Regions from separate parts of the Homo sapiens genome. Here region 1 is linked to region 2. Evidence: read pairs that join two places in POLR2A ChIA-PET (ENCODE). Cell type or tissue: PC-9. All regions are shown on one strand. Links, peaks and the distances in the headings refer to the core of each region. The heading gives the core; the rest is flanking DNA.

Region 1 (5,375 bases), core at 158-5,157, 150 kb after region 2:
TTCCCCACTCCCAGGCCCTGGCAACCAGTGATCTTTTTCTTGTTTCTGTAATATTGCTTTTTCCAGAATGCCGTACGTTCTGGGATCATACAACAGGGAATCTTCCAAGCCTGGCTTCTTTCACGTAGGCTGATGCCTTGAGATTCGTTCGTGTTGTGTGCCTCTATGGTTTGCCCCTTGCTTTGCGAGGTAGGACTCCCAATTACAGATGTGCCACAGTTTATCCACTTTTATCCACACTTTATCCCAAGTTGAGGGGCAGTTTGGGCTTTCTCTGGCTTTTGGCAATTACAAACAAACATTCCTATGCAGGTTTTTGTGTGAACACAGATTTTTATTTCACTTGGATAAATGTCTTTGAGTAGGATTGCTGAGTCTTATGCTAAGTGTACGCTTAATTTTATAAGAAACTGCCACGCCGATTTCCCCAGGGGCCATACCATTTTCTCTCCCACCAGTGGTGTACAGAGTTCCATTTCTGCCACCCCTGCCAGCACTCGACATGGAAACTGTTGCCATTCCAAGGAGTATATAGTGTTACTTCGTGGGTTTTAATTTACATTTTCCTAATTACTAATTATGCGGAGCACATTTTCATGCACTTATTTGCTATATATATATATATATATATATATATATATATATGAAGTGTCTGTTTAAATCTTTTGCCCTTTCTTTTTTTTTTTCAGATGGAATCTTGCTCTGTTGCCCAGGCTGGACTGCAATGGCATGATCTCAGCTCACTGCAACCTCCGCCTCCCAGGTTCAAGCAATTCTCTTGCCGCAGCCTCCTGAATAGCTGGGATTACAGGCGTGTGCCACCACGCCCAGCTAATTTTTGTATTTTTTTTTTTTTTTTTTAGCAGAGATGGGGTTTCACCGTGTTGGTCAGGCTGGTCTCAAACTCCTGACCTCAAGTGATCCACCTGCCTCAGCCTTCCAAAGTACTGGGACTGCAGGTGTGGGCCATGCTCCCGGCCCCTTTTGCCCATTTTTAATGTAAATCAGTGTAACCTCTATGGAAAACAGTGTGGAGATTCCTTACAGAGCTAAAAGTAGACCTACCATTCGATCCAGCAATCCCACTCCTGGGTATCTACCCAAAGGAAAAGAAGTCATTCTATGAAAAAGACCCTTGCACGGGTATGTTTATTCCAGCACAGTTCACAATTGCAAAGATCTGGAACCAACCTAAGTGCCCATCGACTAACGAGTGGCTAAAGAAAATGCGGCACAGATACACCATGGAATACTGCTCAGCCATAAAAACGGAGCAAAATAATGCCTTTTGCATCAACTTAGATGGAGCTGGAGGCCATTATTCTAAGTGAAGTAACACAGGAGTGGAAAATAAAAAACCGTATGTTCTCACTTTTAAGTGAGAGCTAAGCTGTGAGTATACAGAGGCATACAGAGTGATGTAACGGACTTCAGAGACTCAGAAGAGGGGCGGCGAGAGGGGGCTGGAGATTTTTAAAATGACACTTTTAGGTACGATGTACACTACTCAGGTGACACGTGCACCAAAATCTCAGAATTCACCACCATAGAATTCATCGATGTAACAAAAAAATCACTTGTACCCCAAAAGCTATTGAAATAAAAATTAATAAAATAAATAACAAAATAAATAATAAATATTTTGCCCATTTTCCATACTTAGTTGTTTTCTTCTTATTGGTTTTTTTTTTTTTTTTTTTTTTTTTTTTTTGAGACAGGGTCTTGCTCTGTCGCCCAGGCTGGAGTGTGGTGGTGCGATCTTGGCTCACTGCAACCTCCGCCTCCCAGGTTCAAGTGATTCACCCACCTCAGCCTCTCAAGTAGCTGGGAATATAGGCGTGCACCACCGCACCCAGCTAATTTTTGTATTTTTTGGTACAGATAGGTTTTCACCATGTTGGCCAGGCTGGTCTCAAACTCCTGACCTCAAGTGATCCACCCGCCTAGACCTCCCCAAATGCTAGGATTACAGGCATGAGCCACTTGCCCAGTCATGATTTTTAAGAAGTCTTTTTTTAGCTTTATTTTTTTAAAACAAAATGAGTCGGGGTCTTGCTATGTTGCCCAGGCTGGTCTCGAACACCTGGGTTCAATTGCTCTTCCTGCCTCAGCCTCTCAAACTGCTGGGATTACAGGCGTGAGCCATTTTGCCCAGCCAGACTTCAAGAATTCCTTAAAGACTGATACATGTCTTTTATCAGATAATATGTTTTCAAATGTTTTCTCTCCATCTGTGGCTTGCATTTTCACTCTCCTAACAGTGCCTCTCCAAACACAGAATTTCTTAATTGTGATGAAGTTCAACTCATCACTTTTTGTATTTTATGAAGTGTGCTTTTGGCCTCATGTCTAAGACATGTTTGCCCAATACGAGGCCACAAAGACTTTCTCCTAAATTTGAATGTAAACCTATGATTTGTTTGGAGGTAGTGTTCTGTGGCATGATGTGTACCTTGAAGTTCACTTTTTGCACACAGATACGCAGTTATTCCAGCAGCGTTTGTTACAGAGACCAGGAGTTGTCCATTTATGTGCGGCTCTGTTTCCAAACTCTCTATCCTGTTTCACTGGTTTATTTATTTATCTCATGGTTCCTCAATCTTGACATTATCAGCATTTGGGGCCAGACCATTCTTTGGTGTGGAGCCGTCCTGTGCATCATAAAGTATTCAGCGGCATCCCTGGCCGCTGCCCATCCAATGCCAGCAGCACCCTCCCCACAAGTTTAACAAACAAAATATCTTGAGATATGGCTGCCTCAGTCAACAAGGGGCTGACAGAACAGAGTGCCACAGATTGCGTGACCTAAACAATAGAAATTCAATTTCTCGCAGTTCTAGCGGTCAGAAGTCCAAGATCCCAAAGTGCTGGGCTTACAGGCGTGAGCCGTGGCGCCTGGACAAATTTTTGTATTTTTGGTAGAGGCGAGATTTCACTGTGTTGGCCAGGCTGGTCTTGAACTCCTGGCCTCAAGCAGTCTGCCCACCTCAGTCTCCCACAGTGTTGGGATCACAGGCGTAAGCCACCGTGCCCAGGCAGGTTTACATTTTTTAAAATCAAGTAGGGTAGACTTTTCCTTTTTCAGATGTGACTTTTTTTTTTCATTTCTGTGCATATTTTAGAATGAGTTGGGAATGTTCTTTCCTCTTCAATTTCCTGCAAACATGAGTGTGGATTTGGTGTTAAGTCTTCTTTGCATGTTTGGTAGAATTTGCCTGTAAAGCTGCCTGGGCCAGGAGGTTTCTTTGTGGGAAGTTTTGTTTTTGCTTTTGTTTTTGTTTTTTAAAGCCAAATTTTACGTATTAAATAAATACAGGGCTACTCTGGTTATCTTTTTCTTCTTGAGTAAGCTTTGAAAGTTTGTGCCTTTCATAAATTTTGTCCATTTAATCTAAGCTGTTAAATGCATCAACATTAAATTGCTCATATTATTCCTTCTCAATTCTTTTAACACTTAGTAGAACCTACGATGATTATGCTGTTGTCATTCCTGATGTTAGTAATTTGTGTCTTTTCTCTCCCTTTTTCCCCTTGATGAGTCTAGCTAAGAATTTATCAGTTTTATTGATCTCAAAGAATGAGATTTGGCGTCACTGATTTTCTCTATTTTTGTTCTGTGTTTCATTGATTGTTCACTCTGATCCTTTAAATGTACTTTTTTTCTTTTTTTTTAATTATTTGCTCCTTTCTCTCATTACTTAAGGTGAAAACTGAGGTCATGAATTGGAAAACTTATTTTTGTTGCTGTTCTTTTCTTTTTTTTTTTTTCCAGATGCGGTCTTGCTCTGTGACCCAGGCTGTAGTACAGTGGCACAATCACGGCTCACTATAGCCTCAACAACCTAGGCTCCAGTGACCCTCCCACCTTCAGCCTCCTGAGTAGCTGGGACTACAGGCATGCACCACTGCACCCAGCTAATATTTTTGATTTTTAGTACAGACAAGGGCTCACTATATTTCCCAGACTGGTCTCGAACTCCTGAGCTCAAGCAATCCTCTCTCCTCAGCCTCCCAAATGCTGGAATTATAGGCATGAGCTACCATGTCCAACCTGGAAAACTTCTTTTCTAACATGGACATTTAATGCTATAAATTTGTGAAAACACAAATTTAGATGTAGCTTTGATTTTCTTTTAGTTTGAAATAATTTTGGGTTTCTCTTTTAATTATTCTTTGGCCCGTGGATTACTTAGCAGTATGCTATTTAGTTTCCAAATATGTGGGATTGAATTCCATAGGGTCAGATAATATACTCTGTGGGACTTGGACCTCTTAAAATCTGTTGAGACTTTTTTTCTGGCCCAGAATATGGTCTATGTTGGTAAATGTTCCCTGTGCACTTGAAGAGAGTGTGTATTCTGCTGTTATTGGGTGGAGTGACCTCTAAACGCTGACTACATCCTGCTGGTTTAAAGCGTTGTTCAAGCCTTCTGTGTTCTTTTTTTTTTTTTTTTTTTTTTTTGAGACGGAGTCTCGCTCTGTCGCCCAGGCTGGAACTCAGTGGCGCGATCTCGGCTCACTGCAAGCTCTGCCTCCCGGGTTCACACCATTCTCCTGCCTCAGCCTCCCGAGTAGCTGGGACTACAGGCGCCCGCCACCACGCTCGGCTAATTTTTTGTATTTTTAGTGGAGACGGGGTTTCACCGTGTTAGCCAGGATGGTCTCGATCTCCTGACCTCATGATCTGCCTGCCTCGGCCTCCCAATGTGCTGGGATTACAGGCACCCGCCACCACGCCTGGCTAATTTTTTGTATTTTTAGTAGAGACGGGGTTTCACCGTGTTAGCCAGGATGGTCTCGATCTCCTGACCTCGTGATCCGCCCGCCTCGGCCTCCCAATGTGCTGGGATTACAGGAGTGAGCCACCGCACCCGGCCCTGTGTTCTTATTTAGTTTCCATCTGCTTTTTCTAGCAATTATGGAGGGAAGATTCTTAGTAGAAGGTTATTTATTCTCCACTGTTGAGACCCTTCTCAATATTCCACCCACATGCTCCATGAATTGTGGAATTTTCCAGCCTTTCTGCTGGGGTCAGTCACTGTCCCCAGCCCTGTGTGCGCGCCTGGCACAGTTCCCTTTGGTCCTCTCTGCTGGTTCTTTCCCTGGCTTCAAGTAGTTCTCTCCCACGCATGTGCCATTCAGTGCCCTGCTGAGGACTGAAGAGGGGACCCTCCGCATGTCTCCCAGCTCCCTGTGCAGCGCTCCACTCTCCGATGCTCTGCCCTGTGACCTCGGGCTGCCTTGGTCTTCACAAATGCTCAACTCAAGGAATACACTGAGCTTCCCCGGGGTCTCCTCTCCCTGCGCCATGACCTGGAAACACTCTGAGGGCTGAAACCTGGGGCCACTGAAGGGCTCACGTCCCAGGGCTCACC
Region 2 (5,375 bases), core at 231-5,230:
AAGTGGGAGCTGGGGAGGAGGGGTGAGCCGGGCTGCCCTCAACTCCTCAGACCCCACTTAGCTCACCCCCATGGGCATCCCTGGCTCTCTGGCCTCTCAGAGTCTCAGCACTGAGTGCCTGGCCTGGGTGGGCAGTGGCAAGCCGACCGATGCCAGCCCTGCCTTCCAGTAGCTCGAGGTCCGGCCAGCATGCTCCATGCCATCAAAGGAAGTCAGAGCAGGACAGCCCTCCAGGTTAGGAAGAAGCAAGGCAGCCTTCAAGCAGGAGGTGGTGTTTCAGTTTGGCTTAAAAGCCTGGAAGGGTTGAGGAGGAGAAAGGGCACTACAGGCGGCTCAGAGTGGCTGACGGTGCAGAGGGATATCTCTGAGACTGCCCAGGCTGGGTCTTGAGGAGCCTTGGGCCCTCCAAACTCTGCTCTCCCACCTGACCCCATGAAGGGCCACACCACTACTTTACAGAGGAAGAAACAGGCTGGGAGAGGGCACCACACTGGCCCAACACCTGCAGGTGGACAAGGCCCGGGCACCTTCCCTGGCCCTGAGGAGCCTCCCACTCAGGGTTGGTGGCTGCAGCCAGGGCCGGTAAGCTCAGCCCAAAGTTCAGTTTCATGATCTGTGAAGTGAGGGTGACTGAAGGGTGCCCAGGATCCGAAGGACCCCACGGGAGGCCCCAGAAGCCACCCAGAGGATGGGCCCTTCATTTTGGGGGCTCAGAGTCAAGCAGAATCCCTGGGGCTCGGGGAGAGGTGTGAGCAGGTGACAGTGCAGCCGGCGGTGCAGGTGGGACGGCGTGAGCGGGTGACAGTGCAGTCGGTGGTGCAGGTGGGATGGTGTGAATGGGTGACAGTGCAGCCGGCGGTGCAGGTGGGACGGTGTGAGCGGGTGACAGTGCAGCCGGCGGTGCGGGTGGGACGGTGTGAGCAGGCGACAGCGCAGCCGGCAGTGCAGGTGGGATGGGGAAGGAGAATGCATGGGCAGCTGCCAGGAGCCAGGAGGAAGAGAGGCCTCAAGCAGCCTCCGCACTCACACATGTACACGCAACCAGCCTGGCACCCTCTCGCTGCCCACGCTTGGGGCAGCAGAGCCTACCGAAGCTGGGGGGAGGCCCAGTGGCCCGGTGCATGTGGCAGCCCAGCATGGGCACCCTGCCCTGCCCTCCATGCCCAGCCAGGGCAGGAGGGACCTACCTCAAGAGGTATCCAGGCCCTGTCTGCTAGAGTTCCTCCTCAGAAGCCCGGGACTGCCCAGGCTGCAGCCTCTGCTCAGGCGGCGACCTGGCCTGACCCCAGCCCCGGGGATAGAGCAGCATCTCAAAGGCTCCTGTCCTGCTGGCCCTCCTCTCTGCTGCCCTCCTCCCGCACCCCTGCCCCCCTGTGCCCAGCTCTCCTTGGCTTTCCTGCCTCTCCTGGCCCCTCTCACTCCTGCACTTCCTTGGCGCTCTGCCCTGGCCCTCGGTCTCTCGCTGGCTGTCACCCCTCCCCTGTCCCTTCTCTCTGTCTGGTGTTCTCCTTGTCCCTGTGACCCTCTGCCTGCCTGTCTTGGCCCCTCTGGCCCCTGGCACAGGAGTCTGTGGGCCGGCTCCCTTGGGCAGCCTGGTCCCTCCCTCTGGCACCTGGCACAGGGGTCTGTGGGCAGCCTGGTCCCTCCCTTCGGCTCCTGGCACGAGGGTCTGCAGGCCGGCTCCCTGCAGGCAGCCTGGTCCCTGTGTCCCCATCCCTGTGGGTCTCCCTGACTGTGGGTCTCCCTTTCCCCTCTCCTACTTCAGGACTCTCAGCAGCTGCTTCTCTTTTGTTTCCCCCAGCCCCCTTCTCCTCCCGCCTCCATCTCTTCCACCTCCACCTCCTCCTCCTTCCGAGAAGAGTAAAAATGTCAGAGCGAAAACTCTCCCAGCCCAGCAGCGTGGGGCTCAGCCAGACCTCTGTGGCGCGCTGATGGGCAGCGTGGCTGCCTCCTTCCCTCCCTCCCTCCCTTCCTCTTTCCCTTCCTCCCTCCGCCTCTGCCCTCAGGCCACCTTGGTAGCCGCTGCCCGCTTCTCGGTCTCCCCTAGCCCTCTGTGGTGCCCCTGCCCCAGGCACAGGGGCCTATTCTGCCCATCGCCGCCTCCCACCTCGGAGTGCCTCATGCCCTCTGCCAGGCCCTGCCCGGGCCCTCCTCTGTTCTTCTCCTTCGTCGGCCGTTCTTGTCCAGCCCCTCGTCAACCTGCCACCTCCCTCACCATCATCGCAGGCCTGGACCCTTCGCTGGTTCCTCTTTGTCCCGTCCCCTCCTTCCCCGTCTCGCACTCAGCCCCTCTCTCCTCTCTCCTTTCCCTCTGGTGTCTCTGTCCCTATCTCTGTCTCCCTCCCTCCTTCCCTCCTCCCTCCCTTCCCCTCCCCTCCCTTCCTCTCCCCTCCTCCCCTCTCCCCCGCTCCTGGTTCTCCACTTTCCCTTTGTTCATTCCCGGCCTCTGCTCTTGTTGTCACCTCCAGAGAAGGCTTGGCACCCCAAGAACCCTCTCTGTTCCCCAAATGGGGAGGCTGCTGCCTTTCCTGGTGGGCCCAACCCCCCAGCCAGACTGCAGAGTTGACCCAAGAGGCAGAGACGCCACCAACGCAGCATCTTCGGTTTGGTATTGGCACAGCATGGTCCCAAGAGGTGGCCAGTGGGCACAAAGTGGGCCTGGTGCCCTCGCCAGCCAGGCCCCCCTTGCCCGCGTCCTCTGGCCCTGGCCCAGGGAGGAGCAGCCCAGCCCTCTGTTCCTCTGGTTGGGCTTGGCTGCTGTGACTCACTGGAGAACACTCGGGGCTAGTGGCCGGACGGACGAGGGGTGGGATGGGACGCATGTTCAGGGCTCACCGAGGGTCAGCTCCGCGACGGCAGTCTCACATCCGGCGGTTTGCCCAGCTCGCTGGCACTCAGAACCACCATGTACCCATGTCCAGGATGGAGAAACCAAGGTCCAGCCAGCAGCACTGGCATCCAAGGTCACAGAGTGAGGGCCTGGCACAGCCAGAACCAGAGCCAGATCTGCCGGCCGCTGGCCACCCAATTAGTCCTGGGCCACCATCTGTGCACGGGCACTCATCTGCCCATGCCACCCTCTGTCCCTACATTCAAGGAGAACAGCCACCTCTTGCCTCCCCAGCTATCATGACCCTGGCCAGGCCAGGGAGTTGGGGTTGCGCAGCACCTTGGGAACACTGAGGGAAGCAAGGGTGAGGCTGTGAGCAGACGGGCAAGCGGGTGAATCACCGCGGAGGGCAGCACGCCGGGGGTGGCGGCAACAGTCGGAAAATTCCACATGGGACCATAGACCGGGCTGTGGTGACTCAGGTGGTGGGCTACCCCATGGAGACTGCGGGAGTCAGGAAGTCCGTCCCCACTCCCTACATACACACCAGACTGGGTCCCAGGGCCAGTCCTGGAGAGAGGAGCCCACAGCATCTCCCCTCCCCCGGCACAACCCAGGAGGAAGCAGGGAATGTCCACTAGAGACCATGGTGTTGGCCCCACATCCCCAGCATCCACAAAGCTGCAGAGACCACAGGATTCTGGAGTAAGCAGGAGGGATGGTAGCCAGGGCTGGACCTCAGGTTGGACAAATGTTTAGTGAGCTCACCCAGGGGAGGGGAGGTCACCCAGAGGAGGCAAGATTACCTGGGGGAGGTGAGATCACCCAGGGGAGGTGAGATCACCCAGGGGAGGCGAGATTACCTAGGGGAGGTAAGGTCACCCAGGGGAGGTGAGGTCACCCAGGGGAGGTGAGATCACCCAGGGAAAGCTAAATCACTCAGGGGAGGTGAGATTACCAGGGGTAGGGAAGATCACACAGAGAAACTGAGATCACTCAGGGAGGACAGATCACCCAGGTAAGGTGAGATTACCTGGGGTGGGGGGCAGTGAGCATGTGCTTCATTTGCACCTCAACCTGCCTATTTCCTCCTTGCCTCCTGTTTTAACTTCTGGAGGAGTCCCAGCCACAGACAGCCAGGAATGAAATGTGGCCAAGGCATATTTTAGTTCAAAAGAAGGAAGAATATTCCCACAGGGAAAAGAGCTACCTTGGAATGGCAGGACTTCCCTGTCACTAGAGAATGATCATCTGTCAGAAATGCTGATGGATGGGAAGTGACAAGAACAGATATTTACATGTAGCGGCCAAGATTCATGGTTTTACAACTAGAGCATGTCCTGTGAGGGACAATATGGGAGAGTATTTGATGTCAACTCCACTGTTATGTGTGCGCTCATCCATTCACCCACTCATCCATCCATCTACTCATCCATCCATCTCTCTGTCCATCTCTCCATTCATCCATCAGTTCATCCATCCATTTTACCCATCCACCCACCCATCTATTCATCCATCCATTTATCCACTCATCCATGCATCCGTCCATCCACCCATCCACTCATCCATCCATTCATCCATCCATTCATCCATCCATCCATCCACTCATCCATCCATCCACCCATCCATTCACCCATCCATCTATTCATCCATCCATCTATCCATCCACCCATCCATCCACTCATCAATCCATCCATCCATCCATCCATCCATCCGTTCACCCATCCATCTATTCATCCATCTATCCATCCACCCATCCATCCATCCACTCATCAATCCATCCATCCATCCATCCATTCACCCATCCATCTATTCATCCATCCATCTATCCATCCACCCATCCATCCATCCACCCATCCACTCATCCACTCATCCACCAATCCATCCATCCATCCATCCATCCATCCATCCATCCATCCATCCACCCACCCATCCACCCATCCACCCATCTATCCATCCATCCATCCATTCACTTATCCATCTATTCACCTATCCATCCATCCATTTACCCATCCATTCATCCATCCATCCAACCATTCATCTATTTATCTATCCATTATCCATCTATCCATCCATTCATCCATGCATCTATCCATCCACCCATCCATCCATCCACCCATCTATCCATCCATCCATTCATTCATCCATCTGTCTATCCATCTGTCTCTCCATCCTTCCATATATTTATTCAATAAATCTGTACTGAATTCAGACACTTTGAAGGTGCTGGGGATTCAGCATTAACAAAGTCCCTGCTCTTATGATGATCATGTTTCAAGTGTGGGAACAAACACATAAATAAATAAAGGTCAGATGATGGAAAATATGACAGAAAATATAAATCAGGGTAAAGGCATATGGAGTTCTGGAGGGGATTGATATTTTACGTATGATAGCCTCATGGAAATAAGTAATTCTTTCCTTGGGTCTTTATATATGAAAGCCTCATGGAAAGAAGTAATTCTTTTCTTATTTGAAAAGAGATGAGAGAAATGGGAGGAAGTGTTCCTGGAAGAGAGTGCAAAATTCCTGATTTAGTAGTGTC

The links. ChIA-PET counts read pairs that join two places held together with the same protein. Peaks named below come from ENCODE experiments on the same cell type or tissue, not always from the same donor. Only the 100,000 strongest peaks of a DNase experiment are listed, where the experiment ranks them.
Region 1: POLR2A ChIA-PET joins it to region 2 with 5 read pairs; 2 of 35 experiments call an interaction of 5 or more read pairs at or near these places.

What each region holds. Positions count from the first base shown.
Region 1 is chr11:1,708,771-1,714,145 of GRCh38, reverse strand. No RefSeq gene overlaps it. Among named protein-coding and RNA genes, the nearest start is that of KRTAP5-6, 14 kb to the right of the region's middle. In PC-9, for the core only: no CTCF peak of the experiment used is centred there; no DNase peak of the experiment used is centred there.
Region 2 is chr11:1,861,075-1,866,449 of GRCh38, reverse strand. The region is part of intron 1 of LSP1 (lymphocyte specific protein 1); the gene reads right to left. Among named protein-coding and RNA genes, the nearest start is that of MIR4298, 4.2 kb to the right of the region's middle. In PC-9, for the core only: no CTCF peak of the experiment used is centred there; DNase peaks (open chromatin) are centred at 2,759 and 3,189; H3K4me3 peaks cover 750 bases; H3K27ac peaks cover 811 bases.